Linked DNA regions of Homo sapiens: region 1 is linked to region 2. A link is a loop called in an ENCODE intact Hi-C map of the cell type or tissue named here. Cell type or tissue: HepG2. All regions are shown on one strand. Each heading gives the region's core, and the rest is flanking DNA. Links, peaks and the distances in the headings are about the cores only.

Region 1 (9,854 bases), core at 1,668-6,667, 310 kb before region 2:
CACTAAACATATGTAAATGATTGTTATTGTTATTAGACTTCTGGGGCATGCCATGGTAACACCACCTGGCCAATAAGGGGCCTCATTTTTCAGTCACAGGACCTCAGGGAGTAGCCTAGAAGTGATATAGAGAAGAGGGCCTTGAATTTGTTGCCCTTATAGTCCAGTCCGCAAATCTGCTCAACTCTGCCACAGGATCGGAAATGGGTCACATTATAATTAGTACTAACTAAACACTTTACTTCTTAACACTAATGAGCTCCCAAATGTTTTATGACAATTAGCTTCTCAGCACTAAGAACAATTTGGGATATGGGGTGTAAATTACAGTTTATAGTTTCTCTCCATTATCTGTGCATATGGAGGACAGAAAACAGGATGGGTTGTTCTAGAAAATGGAAACTTCCAAGGTCACATAATATAGGATGAGTTATCCTAAAGAATGAAAAATCCCAAAGTCACATAGTATATGATTTGGTTCAGAAAGTTTTTTTGAGGCTATATGCTGGGAGAGGTACTAAGAAATCATGTCTTCAATACAATTTTTCTGTGATGAGTCCATGAGGTCGATAAGCCATATGTAGATAATTCTTACTTTCTCTAGTAGTACACTTTTATTTTACAGGTGAAAAAAAAAAATCAAGGCATTTCTTAAAGCGTTTGTAAAATAGGGTATCAAGGCCAGGTTCTCTAACTTCCCCATCCAGGGTTCTACCCAGGAGGTCCTATTTCTCAAAGAATTCCGATAGAAATCTTTACTGCTACCCACACATTGGTTTGATATTTGGATTGGTTTCACTTCTCCATTCAGTGGCATATCTGGTAAATATTCTGTCAGAAACTTGTCAATAGAATCGAAACATAAAAATTGACTTGTGCACATACAAATTTCAGTAGCTTTATAAAAAAAAAACCCAAACAAAACCAAACAACAACAAAAAAACCACCCACTAAAGTCTGTGGCTGTGTGTCACCAAGAGAACTGATTGAAAAGTGAGCACTGGCCGGGCACGGTGGCTCATGCCTGTAATCCCAGCACTTTGGGAGGCCGAGGCAGGTGGATCACGAGGTCAGGAGATCAAGACCATCCTGGCGAACACGGTGAAATCCCGTCTCTACTAAAAATACAAAAAAGTAGCCGGGTGTGGTGGCGGGCACCTGTAGTCCCAGCTACTTGGGAGGCTGAGGCAGGAGAATGGCGTGAACCCGGGAGGCAGAGCTTGCAGTGAGCCGAGATCGCACCACTGCACTCCAGCCTGGGCGACAGAGCAAGACTCTTGTCTCAAAAAAAAAAAAAGAAAAAAAAAAGAAAAGTGAGCACTGCTGTAGATTATTTTGTTCATATCAAGCCATATGACCGGTTTGACTGCCTCTCTCTGGAATTGGGTGGTTGTTTGGGGGTTGCACTTCCACAACCTTAAGGTTACCAAATTTTTGATATGAGTTCTACATTTCTTTTCAAATAATTAATATGTCAGTATGTTCAATTCTTTGCCTTCTACTTTTAAACTTAACTTCCTCGTAAAGCAACCTTTTTCAATTACCTACTCCACCCTGACTCATTCCGATTACCTGCTCCACCCTAAATCATTCGGATCACCTGCTCTACCCTAACTCATTCAGATTACCTGCTACCTGCTCTGCCCTGACTCCCGCCAAAACACTCACCCCGTCATTCTCTTTAAATTAGCCAATCGGAATTAGTTTAGTCTGTGCGGTCTAACCCTAGCCAATAGGGGAACGACACAGCAACACGTGCGTCAGGGATAAGAGCCCCTTCCCCTCCCTTGTCCAAGTGTGCACTCACCATTGCTCCATCTGTAAGGGCGCACCCTTCTATAGAAGTAACTTGCCTTACTGATAATTAAAAAGAAAATTTTATATTCGAGTGCTATTCCTTTTGCGGCACCGAAACTTTATATATAACAGAAACCTTCCCGGTATATCAGGCGTGACACAGGTGCTCAAAGCAGATCTGGCCTCAATAGTGAGTGATTATTTCCCGCAGGCTGGCAGTTGCTCTAGGGCTGATATTGAATGTTACTACATGTAGAAAGCTGGCCACATCATCCTAACACTGGTTAACGTTCAAGAGGAGGCAGGTAGACAGAGTGCTATGGCGATTGTAGGCTTTGTGTGCTGCAGAAAAGCTGACCGAGGTCTCCTGGTTAACTCTGGTGAACTGTGCTTGGTAAGGACTTTAAAACTCCCTAATCTATAACTTCCTCCAGGCAGCTCTGAGTACCTCAGCCCAATCTCAGTACCAGTCCTTTATCCCTCTGGCCCTGGATATGTATTCATGGCAATGCTATAATTCACTGATTTTTCCTCTTGTCTTTGCCCAAATGTTGCCTTTTGTCTCACATCCTTTTGTGTGTACCTGCGAGGTCTTTCCAAAGAGCTACCTGGAAAGCAGGGACCTCGGTCAACTCAGTGAACCTGATAGACATCTCCAGGGCATGCTGGGAGGGGTGCTGGAGGGCCTCCTTTGACTAAACACATTTCTCCAGCCAGACTTTCTTGGTGAAATTGCTACTATTAGAGCACTTTAGCTGGCTAATGACAAAGAAAGCTCCTATTAGAATGCTCATTTAAGGATACTGAACCATTATCGGCCATTAGCATCCTCTTTTGAATTAGTATATCATATAAGCCAGTCAGTCACTTAGAAAAGCTTTGGAGAAATGGGACTTCAGTTTAGGGAGGCTCTGCAGTTAAACAAACAAACAAACAAACAAACAAACAAACAAAACACCTATAAAAGTTCTATATCTTGTGTAAAGTCAAGCCTTACCCTCAGCCTCCTTTCAAAAGCCGAAACATTGCCTTTGTTTTGCTCCTTCCTCTGCCGCCACTCGATGAGGTTTGCATTGTGCTCTCCGGGCAATGAGATGTTGCATTTGCCCAGGGTAGGGTTGACTGCCCCTGCCAGGATGTGGGGCTCTGAGCTGAGGCCGATCTCCATCCCGCTGGCAAAAGTGACACGCAGGGAACCATCTGGATTCACCCGATAGGTACTTTGAGTATTTTCTGTAGACAGAAGAGCAAAGGAGGAAGAGGGGGAAGGAAGGGAAGAGCAGGAAGCAGAAAAGAGACAGGTTTAGTTTTAGGAGGCACGTTTGGGGGATAAGCAGGTGGGGTGCTGTGGTCCTATCTGCCTTCTGGGCTAGACTACCGCTCTGACAGGCAAACGTGTTCCCTATCCATTTGGGTCTTGTTATTTTCACAGCTGGAGTATCTGTTTCTTGGATAAAAGACTCTTGTCTAACACTGCAGGCTGTTTTTGTTTTTTTCTTTTTTCATTTTTAAAGAATTCCCTCCCTCACTGACTTGTTGGATCAGCCTCCTCAGTTTGATATGCTGGGAGCTAGAATGAGAAGAGTGTGAAGTTCAACGTAGCACCTTACCACCTGGGCCCACCATCACAGTTGCCGTACTCCACAAAATACCACTAACAAAAGTTAGTGTACTCTTAGAGTGTCTGGTGTCACCACCTAACAACAGAATGAGGTCTTAATGACAGGGCAGAGAGAAAGCAATTTCTCTTTGTGCACTTGTCCTCTAGCTTCTAAGACATTCCAAATCCTATCTCCCTTCCTTCCTTTCTTCTTCTGTTCTTCCTTACTTTTCTGTCTTCAAATATAATGAGTTTTTAATTCTCTCATTTCACTTATATTCTTGCTTGGTCTGTATCCTAAGATTTTCCTTTTTCTTCACCCATGTTGGCATTGATCTAGAATGCCAAGCTCAGCTGGAGCCCAGGCTCCATTTATTTAATATAACCTAGCCAGACCCTGAAAGACCTTTGCAAACAGCTGGGTATTGGGAAATAAGTTGATAGCAGAGCAGACTTGGCAGGGATTGAACCTCATGACTCCCACAGAGATGGGCCCAAAGTTGATGTGAGAACTTGTAAAAGGTGTGAATTTTGTCTGTGTTTCAACTTCCATAGCTGGAAAACAGGAAGAGTACATCTTCTCAGCTAGAGGTGAATTCTGTTTATGAATGGTGTACGCAGGTTTCAAGGTGGATGTTGACATAGGGGCTGTTACAGTCAGATATCGTTGGAAACAATCTTACCTTGTTTTAAAATATATATGGTACTAGTTGCCGTCAAGTTGGTTGACATGAGGACATTTTCACGGTTGGAAGTATCTAGCTCCACTTTTGTCAGCTTCTCCAGGTCACTGTGGAAGCTGCTGACCTCTCCAGTGGGAAACGTTGCATTGGTCAGGTGTCCCTCGGGGTCATACCTGAGGAATGTAACCAATCCCAGCTTTGAAGCGTCTCGGCAGTGATAACAGGACTTTGCAAAATAAAAATCACTTGGCAGCTAATACAGTTTAACTTTGAGTGATAACAAGTATTATTAACCTTGTTCAAGAAGAAGAAAAAGGTCAGAGAGATGATTAATCAAACGAAGGTATTTTTTGCAGCTTCTGAATTCTTGATAACTTCCTTGAGCTGTGCTGTTTTACAGAAAAAATATATCTGGTAATGAATCACCAGGGTGGAACACTGATTTATGAATCATGTCCTGCTGTGTGCAACGTTGCAGGGAGGCCTCCGTTTGCGATTTGGGTCGATCCCATTAGAGGTGATGGATTACAAAACCCAGCAGAGGGTGCTGTTGTCAAAGCAAAAGAAGGTACAAAAGGGCCCTCAAAGGCTGAGAAGCCAATATACTGACTTTGGGTTATGATGGGAAAATTATAATTTGCTGCTGTTTAAGTTGCCAAATTTGAAATGAATGAATCATTCTTCCAACAAAATGAACAGGCACAGAGGATAATGGAAACATGTTCATTAAAACATTCTGGAGCCCTCTGATCTTGATGTCACTTAAATTTTAAAAATCTTTTTAGGGTATAGTACATAAGGTTTTGTAATTTGTCTATATGAGTAAGAGACAAAAAATAATTACCTGGGATAATAGGCTATAAGCTATATCTAGAAATATAGTCTAGGGAGTTTACTTTTTCCAAAAAAAAAAAAAAAAAAATCAGAATTATTGGCAATCTCACTGTCCTCCAAATGAAAACTGCTTCCCTGAAGGCTTTTGATGTGGAGCTGTTCTTTTATTGCCAATAGAACCATGAAAAATAAACACTTCATTAAAAGTAAACACATGTACTTGGAAACCCATTACTGTTTTCTTTTCAAGTTGCAAATTACAAAATATTTAAGCACTTTTATTTGCCTTTTAAAATGTTAAACAATTATATTCTTTTTACCCAAAATGAGCAGGATTCAGCCTGGACACAATGGTAGAGACTGGCTGTACTACTCCCTCCCCCAACGATTACACAAAGTGGCATAGTAATTCAGTATCAATCCATTATATTCTAAAAAACTCAGCCTGGGTAGTTGCTCAAATTTTAATAACTATACCAGCCTTTGGAAGGCTTGGGAAAAGCAGTTGGACTGTACTTTATAGGACAGACTTGAACTTGAGCCTATACATAATGCCACCTAAAGTTCAGTTCTGCATATACACGTGCGTGTGTGCACACACACATATATATTATCAGTTAAAACAGTCACATATGTGAATAGAATGAATCAAATAGGTTATTGACATCACAGATATGCCTAGCCTTAGATGTTAAATTGGGTGTCTCCTTTGTTTAAATGGATTTCAGTCGAAATGGTTGGCACAGTGCTATTATGCAGCTAAGGACGCGTTATCAAAGAAAGACTGAAGAGTGCTGTTTCTTCCTGGGGTTAATGGCAAAATCCTTCCCTCTGCAAAGACTGCCCACGTTCTGCCTGCTGTGGGGCTCTATAGCTACAAGAAGCAGAAGAACGGAGCATAGGAAGGCTCGAATACCCACTTTAGCCCCAACCTTGTCTGTTTGGTCTTCCATCCAGGGGAGAAAAACAATAATATCCAGCCTTTTTTAAAAAAAATTAATTAATTTTTTTGAGACAGTCTTGCTCTGTCACCCAGGCTGGAGTGCAGTGGTGTGATCTCGGCTCACTGCAACCTCCACCTCCCGGGTTCAAGCAATTCTCGTGTCCTAGCCTCCCTGAGTAGCTGGGATTACAAACGAGTACCACTACATCTGGCTAATTTTTGTATTTTTAGTAGAGATGTGTTTTCGCCATGTTGGCCAGACTGGTATCCAACTCCTGGCCTCATGTGATTCCCCCTGCCTCAGCCTCCCAAAGTGCTGGTATTACAGGCGTGAGCCACCACGCCCGGCCCACTGTCCAGCCATTATTCTCCCAAGGTAGAGGAGGCAGGAGTTTGCAGGCAGTAGACCGAAGGAAGCTGCTGCATGCCTTTCTTATCAGGGGAACTGTGGCCCCAACAACCTGGATTATGCAGGCACTTCCTCTCTGTTCCACATGAGGCACCAGCAACTTTGCCTCATTGGTTTCCCTTTCCTGATTTCTTTCTTTCTTTCTTTCTTTTTTACAATAGTAAAACTTTTTTTTTATTATTATACTTTAAATTTTAGGGTACATGTGCACAATGTGCAGGTTAGTTACATATGTATACATGTGCCATGTTGGTGTGCTGCACCCGTTAACTCGTCATTTAACATTAGGTGTATCTCCTAATGCTATCCCTCCCCCCTCCCCCCACCCCACAACAGGCCCCAGAGTGTGATGTTCCCCTTCCTGTGTCCATGTGTTCTCATTGTTCAATTCCCACCTATGAGTGAGAACATGCAGTGTTTGGTTTTTTGTCCTTGTGATAGTTTGCTGAGAATGGTGGTTTACAGCTTCATCCATGTCCCTACAAAGGACATGAACTCATCGTTTTTTATGGCTGCATAGTATTCCATGGTGTATATGTGCCATATTTTCTTAATCCAGTCTATCATTATTGGACATTTGGGTTGGTTCCAAGTCTTTGCTATTGTGAATAGTGCCGCAATAAACATACGTGTGCATGTGTCTTTATAGCAGCATGATTTATATTCCTTCGGGTATATACCCAGTAATGGGATGGCTGGGTCAAATGGTATTTCTAGTTCTAGATCCCTGAGGAATTGCCACACTGACTTCCACAATGGTTGAACTAGTTTACAGTCCCACCACCAGTGTAAAAGTGTTCCTATTTCTCCAAATTCAACAACCCTTCATGCTAAAAACTCTCAATAAATTAGGTATTGATGGGACGTATCTCAAAATAATAAGAGCTATCTATGACAAACCCACAGCCAATATCATACTGAATGGGCAAAAACTGGAAGCATTCCCTTTGAAAACTGGCACAAGACAGGGATGCCCTCTCTCACCACTCCTATTCAACATAGTGTTGGAAGTTCTGGCCAGGGCAATCAGGCAGGAGAAGGAAATAAAGGGTATTCAATTAGAAAAAGAGGAAGTCAAATTGTCCCTGTTTGCAGATGATTGTATATCTAGAAAACCCCATTGTCTCAGCCCAAAATCTCCTTAAGCTGATAAGCAACTTCAGCAAAGTCTCAGGATACAAAATCAATGTGCAAAAATCACAAGCATTCTTATACACCAATAACAGACAAACAGAGAGCCAAATCATGAGTGAACTCCCATTCACAATTGCTTCAAAGAGAATAAAATACCTAGGAATCCAACTTACAAGGGACGTGAAGGAACTCTTCAAGGAGAACTACAAACCACTGCTCAATGAAATAAAAGAGGATACAAACAAATGGAAGAACATTCCACGCTCATGGGTAGGAAGAATCAATATCGTGAAAATGGCCATACTGCCCAAGGTAATTTATAGATTCAATGCCATCCCCATCAAGCTACCAATGACTTTCTTCACAGAATTGGAAAAAACTACTTTAAAGTTCATGTGGAACCAAAAAAGAGCCCACATCGCCAAGTCAATCCTAAGCCAAAAGAACAAAGCTGGAGGCATCATGCTACCTGACTTCAAACTATACTACAAGGCTACAGTAACCAAAACAGCATGGTACTGGTACCAAAACAGAGATATTGACCAATGGAACAGAACAGAGCCCTCAGAAATAATGCTGCATATCTACAACTATCTGATCTTTGACAAACCTGACAAAAACAAGAAATGGGGAAAGGATTCCCTATTTAATAAATGGTGATGGGAAAACTGGCCAGCCATATGTAGAAAGCTGAAACTGGATCCCTTCCTTACATCTTACACAAAAACTAATTCAAGATGGATTAAAGACTTAAATGTTAGACCTAAAACCATAAAAAACCCTAGAAGAAAACCTAGGCATTACCATTCAGGACATAGGCATGAGCAAGGACTTCATGTCTAAAACACCAAAAGCAATGGCAACGAAAGCCAAAATTGAGAAATGGAATCTAATTAAACTCAAGAGCTTCTGCACAGCAAAAGAAACTACCATCAGAGTGAACAGGCAACCTACAGAACGGGAGAAAATTTTTGCAATCTACTCATCTGACAAAGGGCTAATATCCAGAATCTACAACGAACCCCAACAAATTTACAAGAAAAAAACAACCCTATCAACAAGTGGGCAAAGGATATGAACAGACACTTCTCAAAAGAAGACATTTATGCAGCCAAAAGACACATGAAAAAATGTTCATCATCACTGGCCTTTCCTGATTTCTAAAGGGATTCCTCAACCCTTGACAAGCTCACTCTATCATTCCTCCAGGAAAGCTGAACTTAGATGCTGTGGATGCAGGTTCCACATGGACTTTCCAGCTTGGGGGCAGTTTCCTTCAGTCACACAGCCCCTTGTTTTAAGGGAAGATCTCATGTAAAGATATGAGCAGTGGTTATATCCACTCATCAGAGCAAGATGACAAGATCAGATACCAACTGGGCCATCCATGCATAGGGGTACAAGGGTCAAAATTCCCAATGAACCTTTGCAGTGACCTGTGGCTAAATCTGGTTTCCTAGTCCACCCACCCAAACACCTTTTCAGCTAAGTTATTGGTGGTCTTTGTCTGATAAACATTTCAAAGCTTATTTCCAAGAGCACAGGCATATTCCTACATATTTTGTACCCATCCCTCCTCCCCATATTGACGGTGGTATATTCAGAGAGGCAAGCTAAAGATTCCTAGATAAGACTGTAATTACCCAGATAGATTTAGCTGGGAGACTGCTTGGTGTATATGTGTGTGTTTGTGTGTGTGTATGTGTGTGTGTGTGTGTGCACGCACGTGTGTGTGTGTTTTCTGGTGAAGGAGGCAATGGTGTTGGGAATAAGATATTTCCCATGGGTCTGTCCAGTTGTTGGGTAGCTGGAAAGTTATATTGCCTCATTTCCTTTCTGTGGCCAGAGAGGCCAATGAAAGTGTACATTTGACTGTAACTCCATGATAAACAAAGCACCCCAACTCCAACACACTCACATACCCCAATTCTGCTAGTTCACAGTTAAAGCAATCACATTTAATGGTATCTGCAGGGTGGTGTCTCTGATGCTCAATATGGCCCTGGATCAAAACATACAGATCCCACCTCTCTTCTGTTGGGTCATTTCCAAAGGAAGAACAACAGGCAGATGTACACATCAGCGGGTAATTCCTACAACTTTGGAAAGATTGCTCAAAGTGGATAAGAAATAGAGCGAGATTTTGATTTCTTATAGCTTACTTGAGTTTTTTCTGTCATCACAGGGGAATGCATCTTTCCAGACTGAGTGTCGAAGAAACAAGTTTAATCAAAATCTCTTCTGCTGTGTGTTTCCCTTCGGTGCCTCCATCCTTTGGTGCAGAGATACAAGCCGATATGCTCCAACGAATCCCTTCAGGCCACAGCATGGGAGCAAACCCACCCTCTTTGCATGCAGGGCACAGCACTCACCTAACCAGGCTGCAAATTATAGCTGCTGAATTGTGCCATCAGGAAATGACAGTTGCCTTCATAGCCATCAGAAGTGGATTTG
Region 2 (9,854 bases), core at 2,000-6,999:
TTTAATGCTAATTTAGGTTTTGAGATAATGGTGTGGAAGCTATAATCCTTTCAAACTACAAAATAATGTGGAAAGCTATTGGTAGGTGAGCTTATCAATCCTCTTACAATTTTATACATTTTCCCTATGGAGGAATAATGGAATGCCACCCTATAGTTTTCAGTAGTTCATTCCCTAACAGAGACTAATCAAAATAGGAACAAACAGGTGACGCAGGAAATACTTGTGACTATACATTTAAAAGTAAATCAGACTCTAAATTTCCTAGGACTTAAAAAAAAAAAAAACTCTTCATTTTGTAAAGAAACTCAATTACATTTCCCTTTGCTGAAAGTCAGTTCCCAATTTTACTCAACAGAGAAACTGATGATTTTATAAAATTGATCTTCAGTGGTTACTTGGATTATTATGGTTATTTTTTTCTTTATACAGGAGGGGGTAGTGGGCAGAGTATTATACACTTTTATTACCTCTTTTTTCATCTTCTCTTTTCTTTTTTTTTCCTTTTCTTTTCTTTTCCTTTTCTTTTCTTTTCTTTCTTCTTTCTTTCTTTTTGAGACACAGTTTTCACTCTTGTTGCCCAGGCTCGGTGCAAAGGCGTGATCTCGGCTCACTGCAACCTCCACCTCCCGGGTTCAAGCGTTTCTCCTGCCTCAGACTCCCGTTCAACTTCATTTTCCACAGACATGTCTTTTCCTGGTTTATTTTATGAGCCAGTTGACATGGTATACTTTTCTGTATCATTTATTTTTATTGAGTTATAATGTACCTCGATAAGGACATCTTATATAAAAAAAAGTTTCAAATTAATTACAAAGAAGTACAAGAAGGACAGAGCCTAAGAGTTTCTCACTAAACACTTCAGGTTGAAAATCTAGATCATTATGCTAATGCAACTTTTGAAGGATCTTGATCAACATTTGGCTTTTATCAGCTTTTATTTCTTTGAAAGACTTATTCATACATGTACATTAAAGGTAAGAATATTTTATAATGTCATAAATTAACATAAGAAATGCCACTCAAATCAGTCCCTTAATCTATCCAGCATAACATTTTTCTTCTCTAAAGAACAAGCTGGCAAAACACATGAATGTCCTTTGAAATAGCCTCAAAATAAAACAGCCAGAAGCAGAGACTGCTTCTCACCAACACCCATGTTCTCCTCTCTTCCTGGGCACACAAATGGAGTACAATTTCCCAACCACCATTTTTGTTAGGTGTGGTCCTGCGACTGAGTTCTGGCTAATGAAATGTAAAGTGTGAGCAAAAGTGATGTCTGACACTTCAAGGCTTGACCCCTAAAACTTTCCACCCATGATCCCCAATCTCCTTCCTCATCCACTGGCTAGAAAAAAGCAGACCCAAATATGGAAGGAGCCTAGTACAATTGTTACAGGTAAATAGGCATGAGTGGGGCAGGAGAGGGCTCTCCCTATCACCCACTAGAAATGTCCATTGATGGTTCAGCAATTATTGCATTGCCTTTCAAACAGTGACAAATTGGTAGCCGGTGCCATTTCCTGATAGTCCACACCTGTTAACATCAAAATGTTAATTGAATGTAGGCCCCAAGGAGAAGCAACTTCCTGGACATGCACATCAAGAGACAAAAATAGCGAAGTATGATCTTCCGGGTACACGCCACTGGAAAAGGAAAGAAAGCCTCAGATGGGCATGTGTATAACTCCCTAAACACACTGTGCGTGCTCAATTCCAAATGGTAAGGAACGCACTGAGTATGCAGGAAGCCCACCCTAAGGGTAGAATCATGGGAGAGACGAGCCTATAAAGCCCTAGGATCAAAGTTAAAGGCACCTTTTTTTTTGCTCTCTTTTCTCCCTTGGACCTTCAGGTGCCCCCTTGAGTCTCCTCCAAGCAAATTTTCCTTTCTTTCCGTCCTGAAGACTTTTAAAATAAACTTCCACTCCTGCTCTGAAACTTGCCTCAGTCTCTTTTTCTGCTTTATGCCCCTCAGTTAAATTCTTTCTTCTGAGGAGGCAGGGACTGAAGTTGCTACGGACCCATATGGATATGCTGCTGGTCAGGGTAACTCAGATCTCTTCTACTGGTAACACATTCATTCCATGGAATATTATGCAGTCAGAAAATCCAAAGAATTGGTAACCACATAAGCATATTAGATATGTAGATCATTGTCTCTCAGCACAGAGACCTAGACAGGACATCCATGATCCCCCTATGCCCACTCCCCACTGCCTGCAGCCATAGTCCAGAATTGGATAACCAAACTTAGAGGCAATCGTATTCTCTCTTTCTCACTCAGAAATCTAGACATAGACACACAACTGGGGAAGCCAAGATGCAAGGTCATGTTGAGCCAGAGCTGGAGTTACAACATTATAGGGGAACAGACAAAGAAATCCCATCTAGAGTGAAGCTTGAGAATGGAGCATATCTCTAGAGAGAAGAAAAGATGAGACATCACCTGGTCCCAGAAAGAAATAGAATGATGGAGAGAGTTTCATCTTTCATTAGGCCTGGCTGTACTTACTGTGCTTTTCTTTCACTGTGAGATTACTCTGCATCTTAAAAAAAACCTTTAAAAAGTTTAATTTAGTTGTACAGGTTTTCTGCTCCCAGTAACTAGATAATTTTCCATATTGAGCAAGAAACAGAGTTCATGCATATAGTACAACCACAATTACGTGCTGTCCCCTCCCACACAAAACCAAAAGCAAAATACAACCCCAAATCCCCATTCCACAGACATCTGATCTAGAAGAAAACAAAAGGAAATCTTAATAGTAAGTATCTTTGGATGATGGAAATTGTAGTTATTTTTCCTGGTGATTATCCATGTACTTTCTATTTTTGAAATGAAGGTATACTACTTTTATAAGGTCCGTCATGACCTGGCCTCTGCAGGCCTGTCAGCCTCACTACTGCTATTGTCTACAATGCCCTCTATACTTCTAGCCATCCTATGTTATGTGCATCTCCAAATGGGCCATTTTTCTTTCAGGTTTCTGTGTCCTTGTAAGCTTTTTGCAAAGAACAATATCAGAAGAGCTAAGACATGCCCCCAAATAGTGCAGGTCTAAAGTAAGGCAGGAAATAGAGGACAAAAAGTGAACATAGGGAGAATGAAGAGTATAAGAGAAGAGAAAGGAATAGAGTAAGAAAAGAAATCTTACAGATAGATATGGCTGTCTTTGCAAGGTTAGAAGATCATTCGTTAGTTGCTTCAGGGGTCACTCTGGTCTCCTTTGCTATAGGTTGTTTAGTTTTGATCTAAATAAATAGTCAGCAATGACACACTGTATTTTTCCATCTTTATGCATTACCAGAAAACAAGTCAATTAAGTATAGTACAAACAGGGTATATATTCAATGTGTCAAAAATGTATTTCTCTTGCTTAAGACTCTCACATAGAAATGCAGGATATGACAAGTTAATTGGGGATAAAAATTATATGACGAGTTGCCATTGCATTAAAAGTAAAGCAATGCAGAGAGGCTCAGATTTAAATGGATGTAGTTTAATGGTTTCTATCCCAAACTATAAACTGGAGAATTGTCTAAACCTCTAACAAAGGCCTTGGAAGAAAGGAATAGGAGGAGGGAAAGATGGGAAGGGAAAAAAGAAATTAAGAGTTTGAAGAGTGGTTTGAGTAAAAAGTGATCCAGCAACAATAGATTTTGTCTTACCAGTACCAGGACTAAGTTGGGAAACATCGATGGAAAAGAATGTTTCTCAAACTGGCTACAAAAAAAGTGTTTCTCAACAGGGGACCAACTGGTCCATGGGGAATATTTGGCAATGTCAGTAGACATTTTTGGTTATCACAACTTGGGGAGGGGTACTACTGGCATCTAGTGGGTAGAGGTCAGATACGCTGCTAAACATCCTGACAGTCTACCTCCTTAAGACATATGTAACAAGAAATTATTCAGCCCAAAATGTCAATAGTGGTGAAGTTGAGAACCATTTGTCTAAACTCTTCATCCAATTGGAACGTGAAGTTTTGAGGTATTCTACATCTCTACAGGAGAAAATCTGTCACTCTGTAAAGACTCCCAGAGGAAGATTTTCATGCCAGGCACTCCTGATCTTATCTTCCTCCCCAAGCTCACAGCTGTTCCTCCTTGATGCTCTATTTGCACTTGGGATTGGTCTATTATCCAAACAAATACCCTGAACCCTAGGGCCAGAGAGCATATACAACTCACCGATAATTGCCTCAAACATTTACCCTTACTGACCAAACAAGGAAATCTTTGTAACAATAAAAAAAAATTGCTTTTTAAACTGTACCCCTCATGAACCTGTCATGAGGCAAAAATCCAAAACCTGAACTGATTAAAATATGCAGAATATATAATAATCATAGCAATTGAAACAACATTAACTCCTCTTAGGTTAGGTCACTTAAGAAACAGTCAAATTCAGCTTTGTGCTATGCTCTAAAGCTTAGTGACTACAATTCCACTTGAGCACAGGAGAATTTGTGGAAAGCAGGCCTGCCTTCCACTAAAATGTTCTCTCCCTAGTTCCCTGCTGTGTGGATTTGAGAGTGCAAAGAAGAAACACATTGGTTCACTTTAATTATTCAGGGACAGCACAGAGAGATAAACAAGGTAAGGTCAACGTCAAGAATATAGGGATTTCATGCACTCTGCTGACCTCTAAATATGCTTTTGTACTTGGCAAATATAATATTAAACCTGGACTTATTTTTTCTATGCATCATTGCCTATCCTTAGAAAACAAATATCATCACGGATTCACGGGGTGCAGTATAGAAATGGCTGGTTGTAACTTAAACCTAAACCAGATTATATTTTTATCTTTCAATAGGAAACATAATATGAAGCTGTATTTATGTCATAGACTGAGAATGACAACATGAAGGAAGATATTGAAACTGTACTGCAGCCTCACACACAGTATGACCCAAGGCAGAGTAGACTTCTATACAAGGTGTTGCATCTTGAATCTTGTCACTATAAAGGTGCAAACCAAAAATAAAATTCGAAGGCCCCAAATCATCCGAATGGACCCCTCCTCTTGGCCAAGGGCATTTCAGAGTTAACCTGAAAATCTAATTCAAGCCATGATGGAAGATGGAGTTTAACATGCCTCGTTATATCCCTCCAGTGTTAACATCAACATAGACCTTAAGTCTGATAAGAAACATATACAGTCTATTTTCTCTAAAGCAGGCATCATCTGCATGATAAAACCTAAGTCTCCACAACCCCTTATTGTAACCCAGACATTGTTTTCTACTAATAATTCTTTCAACTAATTGCCAGACAGAAAATGTTTAAATCTACCTATGACCTGGAAGCTCCCCACCTTGAGTTGTCCCACCCCTCCGGATCAAACCAATGATGTAAATCATACATGTATTGATTGATGTATTAAGTCTCCCTAAAATGTGTAAAAGCAAGCTGCACCCCAACCACCTTGGGCACATGTTGTCAGGTTCTCCTAAGGCTGTGTCACCAGCGCATCCTTGACCTTGGCAAAATAAACTTCCTAAATTGACTGAGATGTGTCTCAGATATTTTGGGTTCACAAAGGGTTTTGTTTTAAAAATGCATTTATTTAACAAAATTGTATCAAGCACCTATTGCGTAACAGGAAAAATGACTTCATAGACTAGTCTTGCACTGGCCTAATGTTGCCTCCTTAACTATAGTTGCCTGCCATCATCACTACCCTTTGACAGAAAGGGAAGTGTGGTGTCTTCTTCAGTTCTTCTTGCCTATAGGAAATTCAGAAAGAATCATGACTGCTCAACTTAAATCTATCTCACTTGTTTGGGGACCTCACCTGGAATTAGTAAACTTGCAATTAATTAGAATCCAACTAACTGGAAAGCTCAATTAAGCAGGATTCTTTCAGTGGAGGAGCAAGAGACAAGAAGCAAGTCACAGAATGACAGAGATTGTAAAGCCAGAAAGGACCTCGAATATCGTTTAGCTTCATTTCCTCATCTGACTATTGAGGAAAATGAGGTTGAGAAGAAGAAAGGGATATCAAGGTTACATAGCTATTTAATAGTGAAATTGGACTTGGACTCAAGATTTCTAACTGTAAATCTAGTGCTTTTTCAAAAACTCACACGGGGCCATTAAAAATTTGCAACGGATATCCTGGGACCACTAGACATTTTGTCCACTCTACAACATCCCTTTATACCTAGAACACTTTACAATAACAACTCAAGCTTAAATGGCAACCCTGATGTACTATAAGATTTTCAATTATAAAAGATTAAATTATGATCATTTGGATTAACATGGAAAGTAGATTCATATTTAAGAATGATTTTCAACAAGGATGGCAATTTGTAAAAAGTTCTATTTAACCTTAAGCTAACCACCAAATCCAATTAACCAGAATGCCCCAGTTTCCTGGGCATTTAAGATTTTAATATAAATAGAATAAAAACTAGATTATATCTCCAGGCAGGGAAACTTAACCGAACCATAAATATTCACTGAAAGACAAAAAGAGATGGCGTGGAGTTCTTTATATACCAGAGACAAATTGTTATAGTGCAAAGAGCATTGGATTGTTTGCACAGGACTTACATTCCAACACCAAATCTTGCTCCAAGAAATTTTAATAATTTAATAACACATGCTCCACATGAATGTGTTATTAAAATTTCCCAAGACTCAGTTATTTTACCATTAAATTGGGCATAGTTTCTATTATGTCTACTTTCCAGGGTTTACAGTTTGAAATGAGATAACTAGTGAAAATACTTTGGACAATAGCAAATTATGCGTGCATACTTATATATGTACACATGCCTATATGCACGCACACAAACATACATGCATACATATACAGTACATTATCAAATAGCTAAGCCTTTTGATTTTGACAGACAAGAAAAAGTATTTAGCTACAAGTGTATCTACTAAAACACAACTACCCACATTACCATAAAATTACCTAAGTTAATGATACTATTCACTATGGTAAATGACAAAATTTGAAAGATTAGACTGTCATAGATAAAAACAATGATTTTAGTTGAAAGGTGAGAAAAATATCAGATTGTGACTATTTTATGCCAGAAGAAATTCAATTTACTTATGAAGCTAATATCATGTTGTACTTGATATTTTGATAGTTTGAATTGGAAATAGTCATGTTAGCATCTATGCTGTCAATGCAAGCTCTGTGCATACATATGTCACTATTAAGTATCTTCTTCAGTAACAAGGGACCGCCTAGTGTTTTTTGTATGCCAGATAGAGATAAAAAGTTCGAGTTCTAATTGTGTCTTGGCCAGTGATAGGTGCTTGCCCTCGGAAATATGATGTATATTTGAGAACCAACTTTAGATAAGAGTGGGAAGATGTAATATCACCTCTACTGTGAGAATACCAAAGGCAAACTTTTTATTTTATTTTAATCCTCCTCCCAAAGGTGAGGATTAATAAATCCCCAGCTCGGCCAGGCGTGGTGGCTCACGCCTGTAATCCCAGCACTTTGGAAGGCCGAAGCGGGCGGATCACGAGGTCAGGAGATCGAGACCATCCTGGCTAACATGGTGAAACCCTGTCCCTACTAAAAATACAAAAAATTAGCCAGGTGTGGTGGCAGGTGCCTGTAGTCCCAGCTACTTGGGAGGCTGAGGTAGGAGAATGGCTTGAACCCGGGAGGCGGAGCTTGCAGTGAGCCGAGATCATGCCACTGCACTCCAGCCTGGGCGACAGAGAGAGACTCCGTCTCAAAAAAAAAAAAAAAAAAAAAAAAATTCCGAAGCTCTATGTCCTTGTTGGGACTTGGCAACCTGGGAAGCCTGTACTGTTGTATGGGATCATGTTGTTTTCTTCTGAATTATGTGATTATCACTGCATATTTCTATATACTTTATCATTAAGGCAACTTGATCTCTGACTGGGTCTGTTTCTTCTTGTCACTCACAGCACTATCCTGATGTCTAGTGTATACCTCCTCACTAATGTAGTTTCCCTTGTATTTTGCCTTCCAATTCACATGAAAGTTTTGCCCTGATTCAGTCTGCTCTCAATCTACTGCCCCATTTCAAAACCCTACTTTACCTTTTGTTTCCATTTTCTTAGCTCTTACCAATTCTTCAAATCCAACGTGGTATGTGGCTTCAATCTCACTACTGTACAGAAATTGGCTGCTTAAAATTTATAATTGATAGAGTCAATGGTCTCTTCTCATCCATAGTTTATTTGATTCCTCTGTGATATTTGAAAATCATGATCACCACCTCCTGGAAATTTCCTTCTGTTTGTTCTCTTCCGTGATTACTTTTCAGTCACCTACGCTGGCCTTTCTCCTCTATGAACTCCTAATACATAAGTGTTGCCATGGTTTGGTTTTTGGCTTTCTTTTAGTCTTGCATAAAACTCCATCTAGGTTTTTCAATACTTACTATTATTACATTTACCTATGAAAGTCTTAATTATCTACGTCCATCATGAGCTCTGGAAGCAGACATATCTGGTGGGTTTTTTTTTTTGTTTTTTTTTTTTTTTTTTGACGGAGTCTCACTCTGTCATTAGGCTGGAGTGCAGCAGCATGATCTCAGCTCACTGCAACTTCCGCCTCCCGGGTTCCAGCGATTCTCCAGCCTCAGCCTCCGGAGTAGCTGGGAATACAGGCGTGTGCCACCACGCCTAGCTAATTTTTGTATTTTTAGTAGAGACGGGGTTTCACCATATTGGCCAGGATGGTCTTGATCTCTTGACCTTGTGATCCGCCCGCCTCAGCCTCCCAAAGTGCTGGGATTATAGGCATGAGCAACCATGCCCGGCCGAAGCTGGGTTTTAACTGACTCCACTACACGTAACTGATGACCCTGTGGCATGTTGTTCAACATTTTTAAGCCTTAGTTTTAATAACACTAAGTTAAAATAAATGTGACAGTTACTTGGAAAAATACTTGGCACATAGTAAGCAAGTAGTAGGAGAATATTTTTTCTCTATTTATTCCTTTCCTTGGACTCAGATCCATATTTTCAACTTTTTTTGATACTGAACATTTCAAACTAGATGGCTCACGTAGGTGTTCCAATATTTCCAAAATAATATGCACTGTCTGCTTCCATTAACTTCTGTTCCTGATTTCAGAAATCTACTCTATCTGTAGTTCTCTGCTCACTTACTCTGTCCATGCATTTTGTTGAACGATATGAGCCAAGCACTGAGGGATCAACATAAGAAAAGGCATAGCACTTTACTTAAGTTTCAGTGAGGAACAAAGACAAGTAAATAGAAGTTTTTGAGGGCAAATATACAATGAAATAAGGCGTTGTGATAAACATATTGGCAGAGTGTTATGAGATCATAGATAAGGGGTTTCTACATGAAAGTTGAAGTGGGGAGGTTGCTATAGTCTGAATGTTTGTGTCCCTTCAAAATTCATATGTTGGCCATGTGTGGTGGCTCACGCCTGTAATCCCAGCACTTTGGGAGGCCAAGACAAGCAGATTGCTTGAGTTCAGGAGTTCCAGACTAGCCTGAGAAACATGGCAAAACCCCATATCTACAGAAAATACAAACATTAGCTGAGCATGGTGGCATGCACCTGTGGTCCCAGCTACTCCACAGGCTGAGGTGGGAGGATCCCTTGAGCCCGGGAGGTTGAGGATGCAGTGGGTCATGATTGTGCCACTGCACTCCAGCCCGGGTGGCAGGGCAAGATCCTGTCTCAAAAAAGAAATCATATGTTGAAATCGAATCCCCAATATGTTGATGTTAAAAAGTAGGGCTTTTGGCAGGGTGATTAGGCCATGAGGGTTCTGTCTTCATGAGTGGAATTAGTGTCCTTATAAAAGAGGCTTCAGGAGCCTGTTGGCCCCTTCTGACATATGAGGACAAAGCAATA

What was found. Peaks named below come from ENCODE experiments on the same cell type or tissue, not always from the same donor. Only the 100,000 strongest peaks of a DNase experiment are listed, where the experiment ranks them.
Region 1: it touches region 2 in a loop (6-fold over the local background); 3 of 110 quality-filtered maps call a loop at or near these places.

The regions. Positions count from the first base shown.
Region 1 is chrX:124,402,237-124,412,090 of GRCh38, forward strand. TENM1 (teneurin transmembrane protein 1) reads right to left here. Exons shown (of 35, transcript NM_001163278.2): 29 at 4,081-4,253; 30 at 2,795-3,030. Among named protein-coding and RNA genes, the nearest start is that of SH2D1A, 61 kb to the left of the region's middle. RefSeq lists an enhancer at 3,778-4,977. In HepG2, for the core only: a CTCF peak has its summit at 4,634 (motif pointing right); a DNase peak (open chromatin) is centred at 4,605.
Region 2 is chrX:124,715,117-124,724,970 of GRCh38, forward strand. All of the region lies in intron 7 of TENM1 (teneurin transmembrane protein 1), which reads right to left. Among named protein-coding and RNA genes, the nearest start is that of SH2D1A, 370 kb to the left of the region's middle. In HepG2, for the core only: no CTCF peak of the experiment used is centred there; a DNase peak (open chromatin) is centred at 4,135.